Regions from separate parts of the Homo sapiens genome. Here region 1 is linked to region 2. A link is an interaction called in ENCODE POLR2A ChIA-PET data of the cell type or tissue named here. Cell type or tissue: MCF 10A. All regions are shown on one strand. Links, peaks and the distances in the headings refer to the core of each region. The heading gives the core; the rest is flanking DNA. Region 1 has its middle 20 kb from the start of TFAP2C. Region 2 has its middle 140 kb from the start of TFAP2C.

What was found. ChIA-PET counts read pairs that join two places held together with the same protein. Peaks named below come from ENCODE experiments on the same cell type or tissue, not always from the same donor. Only the 100,000 strongest peaks of a DNase experiment are listed, where the experiment ranks them.
Region 1: POLR2A ChIA-PET joins it to region 2 with 5 read pairs; 4 of 35 experiments call an interaction of 5 or more read pairs at or near these places.

Annotation. Positions count from the first base shown.
Region 1 is chr20:56,606,500-56,611,871 of GRCh38, reverse strand. No RefSeq gene overlaps it. Among named protein-coding and RNA genes, the nearest start is that of TFAP2C, 20 kb to the left of the region's middle. RefSeq lists an enhancer at 4,398-5,372. In MCF 10A, for the core only: no CTCF peak of the experiment used is centred there; no DNase peak of the experiment used is centred there.
Region 2 is chr20:56,762,831-56,768,202 of GRCh38, reverse strand. No RefSeq gene overlaps it. Among named protein-coding and RNA genes, the nearest start is that of TFAP2C, 140 kb to the right of the region's middle. In MCF 10A, for the core only: no CTCF peak of the experiment used is centred there; DNase peaks (open chromatin) are centred at 2,422 and 2,832.

The DNA of each region.
Region 1 (5,372 bases), core at 70-5,069, 160 kb after region 2:
TAAATAAAATAAAATAAAATAAAATAAAATGCACAGATTAAGTGTTGGGTTTATAGGTGTGAGCCACCATGCCTGGACCAGAATAATGTTTGACTAATGTCTGGGCACCACGTGTGCCTTCATCTTGACACCTAAGGTGAAACATCATAATGTCCAAGCGAAGACTTGGGGGATCCCTATGAAGATCTCTGGAGTCCTTGGTGGAACAGGTGAAACTTCTGAGCTTGGGCGCCTAATTCCACCAGGAAGACTTTAAGCCAGGCCACAGAGGAGGGCAGGAGGGCTGAGTGGCATCGATAATGAGGCTGAGACCCTGCCTGGGCACCGACTCTGTGCCAGGCACAGTGCATTATGATTTCTGGGCATTGATCTAGATAAGATCCTCCTCACATCCCTGAGATGGAAACATGGGTTTTGACTATTTCACCCACAGGGAAGTTGGAAGACTGTCCAAGGCCCCAGAGCCAAACCTCAAACCTTGGGTCCAGAGCTTGGTGCTAATCAGGATGCCCTCCTGCCTCCCACAGGAAAGGGAAGGCCTCTTGCATGTGAAAGGTGGGGTTCAGCTTAACCCGTAATGAGCATTAGTGAAAGATTTGTTCCTCTGGGGCTCGCTGGGCATGGAACAGGCACCGCCAGGAGGTCAGGGATGCGAATGGCCAGCCCCGCACAGCAGGAACCCCACCTGACCTGGGCCCTGTGCACGAGGTCATCTGAGCTTCACGATGCCCTGTGAAATGGGTCCTTTGCATATTTCTATTTACAGACGAAGAAACTGAGGCTCAGGGAGGTTAGGAGGGAACTTTCAAACTTTGTCAGTGTCAGAGCCAGCAAGGCCTCAAGTGCAACCAGGACCGAGGCAGCTGGCTCCATGTGAGGCTGCACTGACCTGGGGTCCCAGGGCTCCAGGTTCAACCCACCTTCATCCCTCACTGGAAGCGACCTAACCTCTCCGTGCCTCAGTTTCCACACTTTTAAAATAAAAATGATAGCCGGGCGTGGTGGCTCATACCTGTAATCCCAGCACTTTGGGAGGCTGAGGTGGGTGGATCACTTGAGGCCAAGAGTTCAAGACCAGCCTGGCCAACATGGTGAAACCCCATCTCTACTAAAAAAAAAATAACAAAAATTAGCGGGACAGGGTGACACCCGCCTGCAATTCCAACTACTTGGGAGGCTGAGGCAGGAGAATCGCTTGAACCCAAGAGGCGGAGGTTGCAGTGAGCCGAAATCGAGCCACTGCACTTCAGCCTGGGTGACAGAGCAAGACTCTGTCTCAAAAAAAAAAAAAAAAAAAAAATGAAAATGATAGTCTCAACCTCTTGGGATATGGGGGAGAGATAAGTGAAAAGTAATGTCTGCAGAGCGCTTGGGGGGCTTGGAAAGCCAAACCCTTCATCCTAACAAAGGCCTCATTCAGGCTGTGCCCAGGGTCTGCATGTGTCTGTGGCATGAGCACCCGGGAAGGCCTAAGTGGTCCCCTCTCGGGCCAGGTGTTGAATCACATGCATCACCTTTCAGACTGGCCACCCAGGTCTGCCCAGGTCCCTCCATGCTGGGATTCCCCACCTCTGCCCCAGTTGTCAGTCTGGTACTACTCGTGCATTCATTCCACAGATTCCCAGGCCCTGTGCTGGGGAGCTGACACTCAACCAAAGAGGCCAAAATCTGGCTAGCGTGATGGCTCACGCCTGTAATCCCAACAATTTGGGAGGCTGAGGAGGGAGGATCGCTTGAGCCCAGGAGTTCCAGAGCAGCCTGGGCAACATAAGAAGACTCAGTCTTTACAAATAATAGAAACATTAGCTAGGCATGGTGGCACGCGCCTGTGCTCCCAGCTACCCAGGAGGCCGAGGTGGGAGAATTACTTGAGCCTGAGAGGTCAAGGCTGTGGTGAGCCATGATTGTGCAGCTGCACCCCAGCCTGGGCGACAGCGAGACCCTGTCTCAAAGAAAAAAAAAAAAAAGAGGCCAAAAATCCCCATCTTCAGGGGGCTTCCCATCAGCAGTGGGAGATAAACCTTCGCACTTGGTGGACAGTTCCATAACCAGCCCAGCATTTACAGAGGTGATACAGGAGGGTGCTATGGGAGGCTACGGGTGGTCTGGTCCAGTCCAGGGGTGAGAGAGCTTCGCAGCAATCCTGAGGGTCTTGAAGGATGGAGAAGATTCTTAGAGGAAGCAGGGGGAGGGGAAGGGATAGCAAGGCCCTGGGGCACCCAGAGCTCAGCCAGAATTGGAGCACTAAGGGTGGGGTCAGGAGCTGGTTCTTTCAGTCCACAAACATCCATCCTCTTATCTACCTTGCTCAACAAAGCATTTGGACCACAGCGAGTGTTTAGTAAATACAATGCTTTACTTAAGCTGCATGGGCGGTGGATAAGACTTTCTTGTTCCTGTAACAGATACACTCTGAGCACCTCCCAGATGCCAGGCCTGGCTTGGGGACCCCGGGGAACAAAAGCAACAAAGCCCCTGATCTCACAAAGCTTACCATGATTGGGGAGGATAAACCACCACAAACAAATACTTAGGACACTGTCAGGCAGCACTCGGAAGGAAAGAGAAGAGGCATGGTGTCTTACAGGTCACAGCAAGTCCTCTCTGTGAAGGTGACTCCCCACTGCACACTTCAGAACCCCAGAGGCAGATGTTTAGAGATGTCCCCTTTAGGGCCAGGCAGGCGGCTCAAGCGAGATTCTCACACCAGGTGCTAAACCACTTGCTTTAAGATTAAACTATTCCCCTGCTTGATTGCAATATATTTTAATATAGCCTGTGGCCCAAGCAAAAGCCACCCCACAGGCTGTTTAGGACCTAAGGGCTGTGAGCATTTGGGAAGTTCAATGCTACAGAATGTAATGGATCCATCCCCCATAGTATCTATAGGACTTACAGAATCATACAGGTACATGCTATAGGGTAAATGCAAGAAGGGAGGGTGTAGTGTCCAAGAGTTTTTAGCTAATGCTACATTTAGGTTCTCAAATGCTCCCATCAATTGAATTAGACCCCTGCCGACAGCGAAGAAGAGAGCCTGTGTCCTGGTAAGTTCACCTGCAATGGATGTTCCACTTGGTACACTATAACAAGTAGGAACTCCCTAGCTTCTCCACAGAAATAACCAGGATTAAGAAGTCTGTAGCCATTGAGTCCTTTTTCTATATACTGTATTTAAGTACATATTTCTGCACACAGCTTTTTTAAAGAAGATCTTACTGCTCTTTTACATGAATTTGCCAAGCAACATTCTTGGCCCTTCTTCGACGGTATCTCCAGCTATGTCTCATTTTCTGTTTGTTTGTCATTTTAGTATCTGTGCGCCCTGATGGTAGAAATGGTATGGTGATGACAACTCTTCTGGTATTTACTGTATTTACTTGTATTCCTTCTTCAGTGAACTACCTGTTTAAGCTCTTTGCTCATGTTACCATTGCACTATCTTTTTAGTGTTCTTTCTCTTTTTCTTCTTCTTCTTCTTCTTATTATTTTAAAATGGAGTCTCACTCTGTTGCCCAGGCTAGAGTGCAGTGATGCAATCTCTGCTCGCTGCAACCTCTGTCTCCAGGGTCTGGTCCAAGTGATTCTCCCGCTTCAGCCTCCGAGCAGCTGAGATTACAGGTGTGGACCACCAAGTCCGGCTAATTTTTGTATTTTTCTTTCTCTTTTTTTTTTTTTTTTTTTTTGAGACAGAGTCTTGCTCTGTCACCCAGGCTGGAGTGCAGTGGCACAATCTCAGCTCACTGCAACCTCCGCGTCCCAGGTTCAAGCAATTCTCCTGCCTCAGCCTCCTGAGTAGCTGTGATTACAGACATGCACCACCACACCTGGCTAATTTTTGTATTTTTAGTAGAGACGAGGTTTCACCATTTTGGCCAGGCTGGTCTTGAACTCCCAACCTCAGGTGATCTGTCTGCCTTGGCCTCCCAAAGTGCTGAGATTACAGGCATGAGCTACCACACCCGGCTTAATTTTTGGATTTTTCATAGAGATGGGGTTTTGCCATGTTGGCCAGGCTGGTCTCGAACTCCTGGCCTCAAGCGATTTGCCCACCTCGGCCTCCCAAAGTGCTGGGATTACAGGCATGAGCCACTGCTCACAGCCTTTTTATTATTCTGTTTAAATGGTGCTCTACATATTTAAAGAAACTTCTCTAGTAACCAACTATAGAAATTATCCCTGAAAGTGTAGTTTCTTTTTTTTTTTCTTTTTTGAGACGGGGTCATGCTCTGTCACCCAGGTTCAATCACTCAATCGGGGCTCACTGCAGCCTCCATTTCCTGGGCTCAAGCGATCCTCCCACCTCAGCCCGGTGAGTAGCTGGGACCACAGGAGCATGCGAGCACACCCAGCTAATTTTTGTATTTTTTGTAGTGACGGGGGTCTCACCGTGCTGCCCAGGCTGGTCTCAAACTCCTGGCCTTAAGTGATCCTCCTGCCTAGGCCTCCCAAGGTGTTGGTATTATGGGCATGAGCCACCACCGCACCTGGCCCAGTCTTCTTTTTATTAGTCTTGTATCAAGCATTCTCATAGAATTTGTTTTTTTGGTTTGGGTCTTGAGCCCGTGTGGAACTGTGGAATGTGCGTGTATATGTGTTTGGGGTTTGAGGAGGAAGCCTCATGTTACTGTTTGCAAATGAATAGACTTCCAGTTGATTGGCCTAATAGCATTTACTTAAAAATCCCTCCCATTTAAAGTGCTGTCTTCATCATTTCCCTGATTCCTGCATATTCTTGGATCCTTGCTGGACTCTGCCATGCTGTGGGTGAAACCATCTATTGGACACAGATACCAGATGGAGCGCAAAGGCCTTCGCCTTGTTTCTCTGCCTCCTCTCACTGACTCCACCCTCCACAAGAACTTTACAATCTCTTGGATTTCTTCAACTCTACACAATTCCCTCCTCCGCCAAAAAAATGTTTTTCCTTTAATTTTGAGCAGAATTACTCTTAATTTGTAGATGCCTTTTGAGAGATCTGAGATCTTTATATGAATGAGGCTGGTCCCTTTTAGGTATAGCTGGAACAACAACAAAAAAAGCCAGCTCTTTGGTGCAGAGCCCGGGGGCTAAAAAAAATAAAATTCCAGACAGGTGACCGAAGGATGGCCACAAGGGCATAGAGTCCTCAAATGACTCACCTGCGGCTCTGGCCAAAGGCTTCTTCCGGATTCTTCTGCTCAGGGCAAGGGTGTGGCAGCACCAGGCTCCCAGCCCTGAGGTGAGGTTGGAGCAGCACCCAGGATAGGGTGCAATTTATTTTCAGTGAAAGAATTGTAGCCTCATTCCACATAGGAACTCTTCCCATGGGTAGGAATCAGATGTATTAAAAAACAATCGCTAATCAGGTATTGATCACTTTTAGGCACTCT
Region 2 (5,372 bases), core at 75-5,074:
TTAACCTCTACCACAATCCCACTATGTAGGTGCCCCCGTTGACTCATTTCACAGAATAGGCAACCAAGGCAGAGAGCCCAATATCACACAGCTAAGGAGGAGCTTGCACTGGCAGTTCACTCAGGCTCTCTGCGTCCAGGGCTCATGCTGAGGTTAGATAGGAAAAGTGGGTGCCGCTAAGGGGCAGGTGAGCAGGTTCCCAGCCTAGGTCTCCCAATAACCTGCACCTCATCACATACCCTCTCAGTGTCCCCCTCTGTAAATGGGGCTGATCTTCCAGGCTCTGGTACCCACAGACTGTTATGAGGCTCCTCTGAGTTCCCAAATTTCAACAGCTTTTAAAAACACCAAGTGATGTGCAAATAGAAAGTATTACTTTTGTTTTCTTTTTCTTTTTTTTTTTTTTTGAGATGGAGTCTCATTCTATCACCCAGGCTGGAGTGCTGTGGTGCGATCTCGGCTCACTGCCACCTCCACCTCCCAGGTTTAAGTGATTCTCCTACCTCAGCCTCCTGAGTAGCTTACAGGTGCCCACCACCACGCCCAGCTAATTTTTGTATTTTTAGTAGAGACGAGGTTTCACCATGTCAGCCAGGCTGGTCTCCAACTCCCGACCTCAAGTGATCCACCTGCCTCGGCCTCCCAAAGTGCTGGGACTATAAGCGTGAGCCACTGCACCCAGCAAGAAATACTCTTTTTTGTTGTTGTTGTTGTTGTTTTTTGTTTGTTTTTGAGACGGAGTCTCGCTCTGTCACCCAGACTGGAATGCAGTGGCACAATCTCAGCTCACTACACCTCCGCCTCCTGGGTTCAAGCAATTCTTCTGCCTCCCGAGTAGCTGGGACTACAGGCGTACTCCACCACACCCGGCTAATGCGTTACTCTTCTTAAACCTTATGAAACACAGCAGAGCTGTAAAACTCTTTTCCTGCCATGCCGGGTACCAGTGTCTCCTGAGGGACGGTCCCCATTCTCTGTCAAACACACTTGCTCCTGGAAACTCCAGTTCTGCCAAATTAAACATCCAGAAGACTTTGGGGTTACGGAATTTCCTGCATAAGGCCCGTAACAGGCACTGGATAAATCTCTGTGGTTGACAGTCTAAGGTCCTGACTCCCGAGCTGCAGCTCTGCCAACCAAGCCCGGCTGCCAAGCATGGCGTTCCAGTGCTCTGAAGGGCTGGGGCCCCACCAGTGCGTGCTCACCCCTCTCCAAAGAGGATGTCTGTAATTTCAGATGGTCTGCATCTCCCTCCTCTCGGAACAGCATCTCAATCTGCCTTAGGGAAGCCACTCCATCCTCATCCTCCTGTGCATCTATTCGGGTAGGAATTAAGTCCCTGCTCCAGGGCTGGCACATGGCATAAGCACAGCCAGTCAGTGTATTCCACCACAGGTCACAGTGATTGGTTCAGGGATGGACATGTGGCCAAAGTCAGCCCAATGAGAATCAGCCCTGGGTTATTTTTTGTTTTGTTTTGTTGTTTTTTTGCTATTTTGGAAACGACAAATTTCTTTCCACTGAGGTTGCTAAACTGGTAGTCATAAATCCTGAACTGCTCGTGGCTGCCACAGAGGGGGAAAAAAAGTGCCTGAGGAAGTAACCAACCAGTAGAAAGCAGAGAGGAGTAATGGGGAGGCAGGGGAGAGAGAGAGAGAAAGGCAGGCCAGGTCACGTGGATGTTGTTTAAATCCCTAGATCCACCCATTCTCGAACTCCCAAATTAAAAACATGAGTCTATTCTCATTCAGACCTAGGCTCAAAACCAGGATACGCAGCCTGGCCAACATGGTGAAACTCTGTCTCTACCAAAAAAAAAAAAAAAAAAAAAAAAAAAATTAGCCGGGCGTGGTGGCACATGCCTCTAATCCCAGCTACTTGGGAGGCTGAGGCACAAGAATCACTTGAACCCGTGAGGTGGATTGCAGTGAGCTGAGATTGCACCACTGCACTCCAGCCTGGGAGACAGAGCAAGACCCTGCCTCAAAAACAACAACAGCAAGGGAATCTGCTTTTTACCAGTTGTGTGGCCATGACAACAGCCATTCCTGCTGCTTCTAATAATGGTGTTTGACTTGCTCTGGAGAAACCATTCGTCCCTTACTTTTGGTCCATGTGGTCCTACAGGGTTTGACCCTCTCCCCTGGCTTGGGGCAGAATCTTGAATTAGGGCAAAACAGTCAGAGTCACAGTGATTGGTTCACCAATGGGCACATGACCAAGCTGGACCACTAAGAGTCAGCCCTGGGATTTTTGGCTGGATACTCTGTCTGCTGAGTTTACTTGGCTAGAAACTGAGTGTAGAGTTGCGGGTGACTGGGAAGGAAGCTGTCTTCATAAAAATCAGAGTCAAGGGACTTTAGTACCCATGGACTGACTTTCCAGTGACATGAGCCAATCCGTTCTTATTTTGTTTGTTCAACCCAGTTTGAGTGTACTTCCTGAGCCTTACAACAAAAAGTCTTGCCTAATCCTCCCATTCTTTCTGCAGCTCAGTCAGACATCAATCATTTCTTAAGTGAAAATGAATGAGCACGCTTTTCAATACATCTGTTGCAGCCTCTTCTTCTGGACCGAGTTTCAGCTCTCCATGCTGGAGGCAGGGGATGAACCAGATGTACCCAGGAGGGCCCTTCTCATAATACCCGAAGGAAGGGTAACCAATTTGTGCAGCATCCAAGCAGAGACTGCAACCAAATGTGTCAGGTTTTGCTTGAAGAGATTCCTTCCTGGGCAGGAGCGGTGAACTTTCAAGCAGCACAGCCCCCTCCTGTAAGAGGTCACTGCGCACTCAGACCTGCCTGGACAGGCTGCCACGCGCTTCAACACTGGCCTTTTCCGGCCTTGAATAGGATCCCTTTATTCAAGTCTTTTTCAGGAAGACACGCCCTTTTCCTTCTGGCTGTGCCCTTGTTTGGATTAAGTCCCTGGGCCAGCTTCACAAACCAAGAAGCAAAGGATTGTTCCTAAGACTTGGCCCAGCTCTGGTGGGGATGGACGGAAAGATGATCATTGGTGAGCTCCAGAACCATCCCATAATGACCAAGTCCGTGGTCCACTTCGATCAGAGGCCTGGAGCAAGTCTCAGCATTGCAACTGATGTCCCCTGAGTTGATTCTAGCCCACAGTCCCCGTTCAGTCTGCAAAGTCTATCTTCATCTTTCTACGTGAAGCCAGCGTCTAAAAGACATGAGACTTCATGCAGCAATTGGGATTCCACCACCACCGCCCCCCACCCACCCCGCCCCAGTCATGAAGTAGAAAATCTGACCACGCGGAGCCCACACGCCCCGTAGCTGCACTGGTTCATGCTGAGGAGCAGCCGCCAGCCTCCAGGAGGCAGACGCGCTCTGGGTCTGCCATTCTCTACTTTGCCTGCCTCATCTTCCTGCCTGGTCCCAGATCCAGCCCATTCCAAGCCCGTCTGGTCCCACTCTCCCCCACCCACCAGGCTGAGCCATGCTTCTCTCTGTTCCTTAAACACACCACATTCTCTGCCACCCCTGGGCCTTTGCATGCGCTCCCCGACCTGAGCTGCTCAGCCTGCTGCTTTCCGTGGCCTGGAAGGGATTCCGCATCCACGGCATCTCCTTCCAGTGATGCTCAGACACACTGTTCTTTTCTCTTCCTTCCCTTTTCTCTTTCATTGTTTTTCTTTTAATTATTATTATTATTTACTTTTATTACGATACTTGAAGAAGTTTGATATTCAAGAGTTAAAAAAACTTGATGGCTTTTTTTTTTTTTCCTTGCACAGAAGATCATGTTAATAATTGGGCGCAGGCCGGGCCTGGTGGCTCACTCCTGTAATCCCAGCACTTTGGAAGGCTGAGGTGGGAGGATTGCTTGAGGCCAGGCGTTCAAGGCTAGCCTGGGCAACATGGTAAGACCCTGTCTCTACAAAAAAGTAAAAAATTATCTGGGCATGGTTTGTGCATCGGTAGTCTCAGCTACTCAGGACGCTGAAGTAGGAAGATTGCTTGAGCCTATGAGATGGAGGTTGCAGTGAGCAATGATCACAACACTGCACCCCAGCCTAGGCAACAGAACAAGACCCTGTCTTATAATCATAATCATAATAAATAAAATGATCATTGTTTCTTTATCTTTTGGTCTTTTTTTTTTCTTTTTTCTTTTGATACGGAGTCTCTCTCTGTTCTCAAGCTGGAGTGCAGTGGCGAGATCTCGGCTCACTGCAAGCTCCGCCTCCTAGGTTCACACCATTCTCCTGCCTCAGCCTCCCAAGTAGCTGGGACTACAGGCGCCCACCACCATGCCCGGCTAATTTTTTTTATATTCTTAGTAGAGACAGGGTTTCACCGTGTTAGCCAGGATGGCCTCGATCTCCTGACTTCGTGATCTACCCGCCTCGGCCTCCCAAAGTGCTGGGATTACAGGCGTGAGCCACCACGCCCAGCCTATGTTTTGGTCTTTTCTACTCCTCCTTTCTTTGTCTTCCTCCCCCTTCCCTCCCCCCTTCCCTCCCCCCTTCCCTCCCTCTCTCCCTCCCCTTTTCCTTCCTTCTTCCCTATTTTTCTTCTCAGCATCATTGTTGGAGGTGCTAAAAGCATAGGTTTCCATTTATGTTAGCTCACAATGGAAAGGCTCAACCCTCCCCTCTGTCCACCCATGTTTGTCTTTTCTAACTAGTAAAACCAGCAAATTCTATTTTTATGAAGAAAAGTTCTCTTTGCAAAGAAACCATTGGCTTTCGTCAGAACCATCAGCAACTTCCATCTGGTGCCCAAAGCCTTGGCACTCTCCAGAACCTGGGGTCAAGATGCTGATGGAGGGGGGACCCCTCAGAGGCCCCCAGCTCCCAAACAGAGGCATAGAACTGTCCTATCCTCAGTCACTTTCCTGCCCCGCCCCTTCCCCACATTCTCAGGTCCTTCTCCCCAACCTCATGCACCCAAAGCGTTTCTCCAACACAGCACCCTCTGTATGGTTTTCTTTCTAAAAATAGTGTGTGCGGCTCTCAGCTGCTCTTTCTCACCTCAGGAGACAGGGAAGACTCATGGGGTTGGCATTGGGGGTGAAACGGTAGAGAGTGGGGAAAACTCCTTTTTCAATAGAGTTGTTCCTCTCACTCTTACTAAAGGGTGAGTGGTTACCTTGGAATTAATCTCATACCAGACAGTAGGAGTGGCCCTTTCTCTCTTACCCACAATCTCCTTCCTGTTTCATGATGCACAAACACCCTCCTGTCACTGCGGTAGGATAAACTCAAGAAGTTTTGTCCACGTCGGAACGGGCTTCCCCTGGTCTATAGGCACTTCAACGTGTAGGTCTGAATTCTCTAAATGCTTCCAGGAAGGCGACACAGAGGGTTTAGCTCCCTGGATCTGTCTCTGCTTGCCCGTGATGATGGC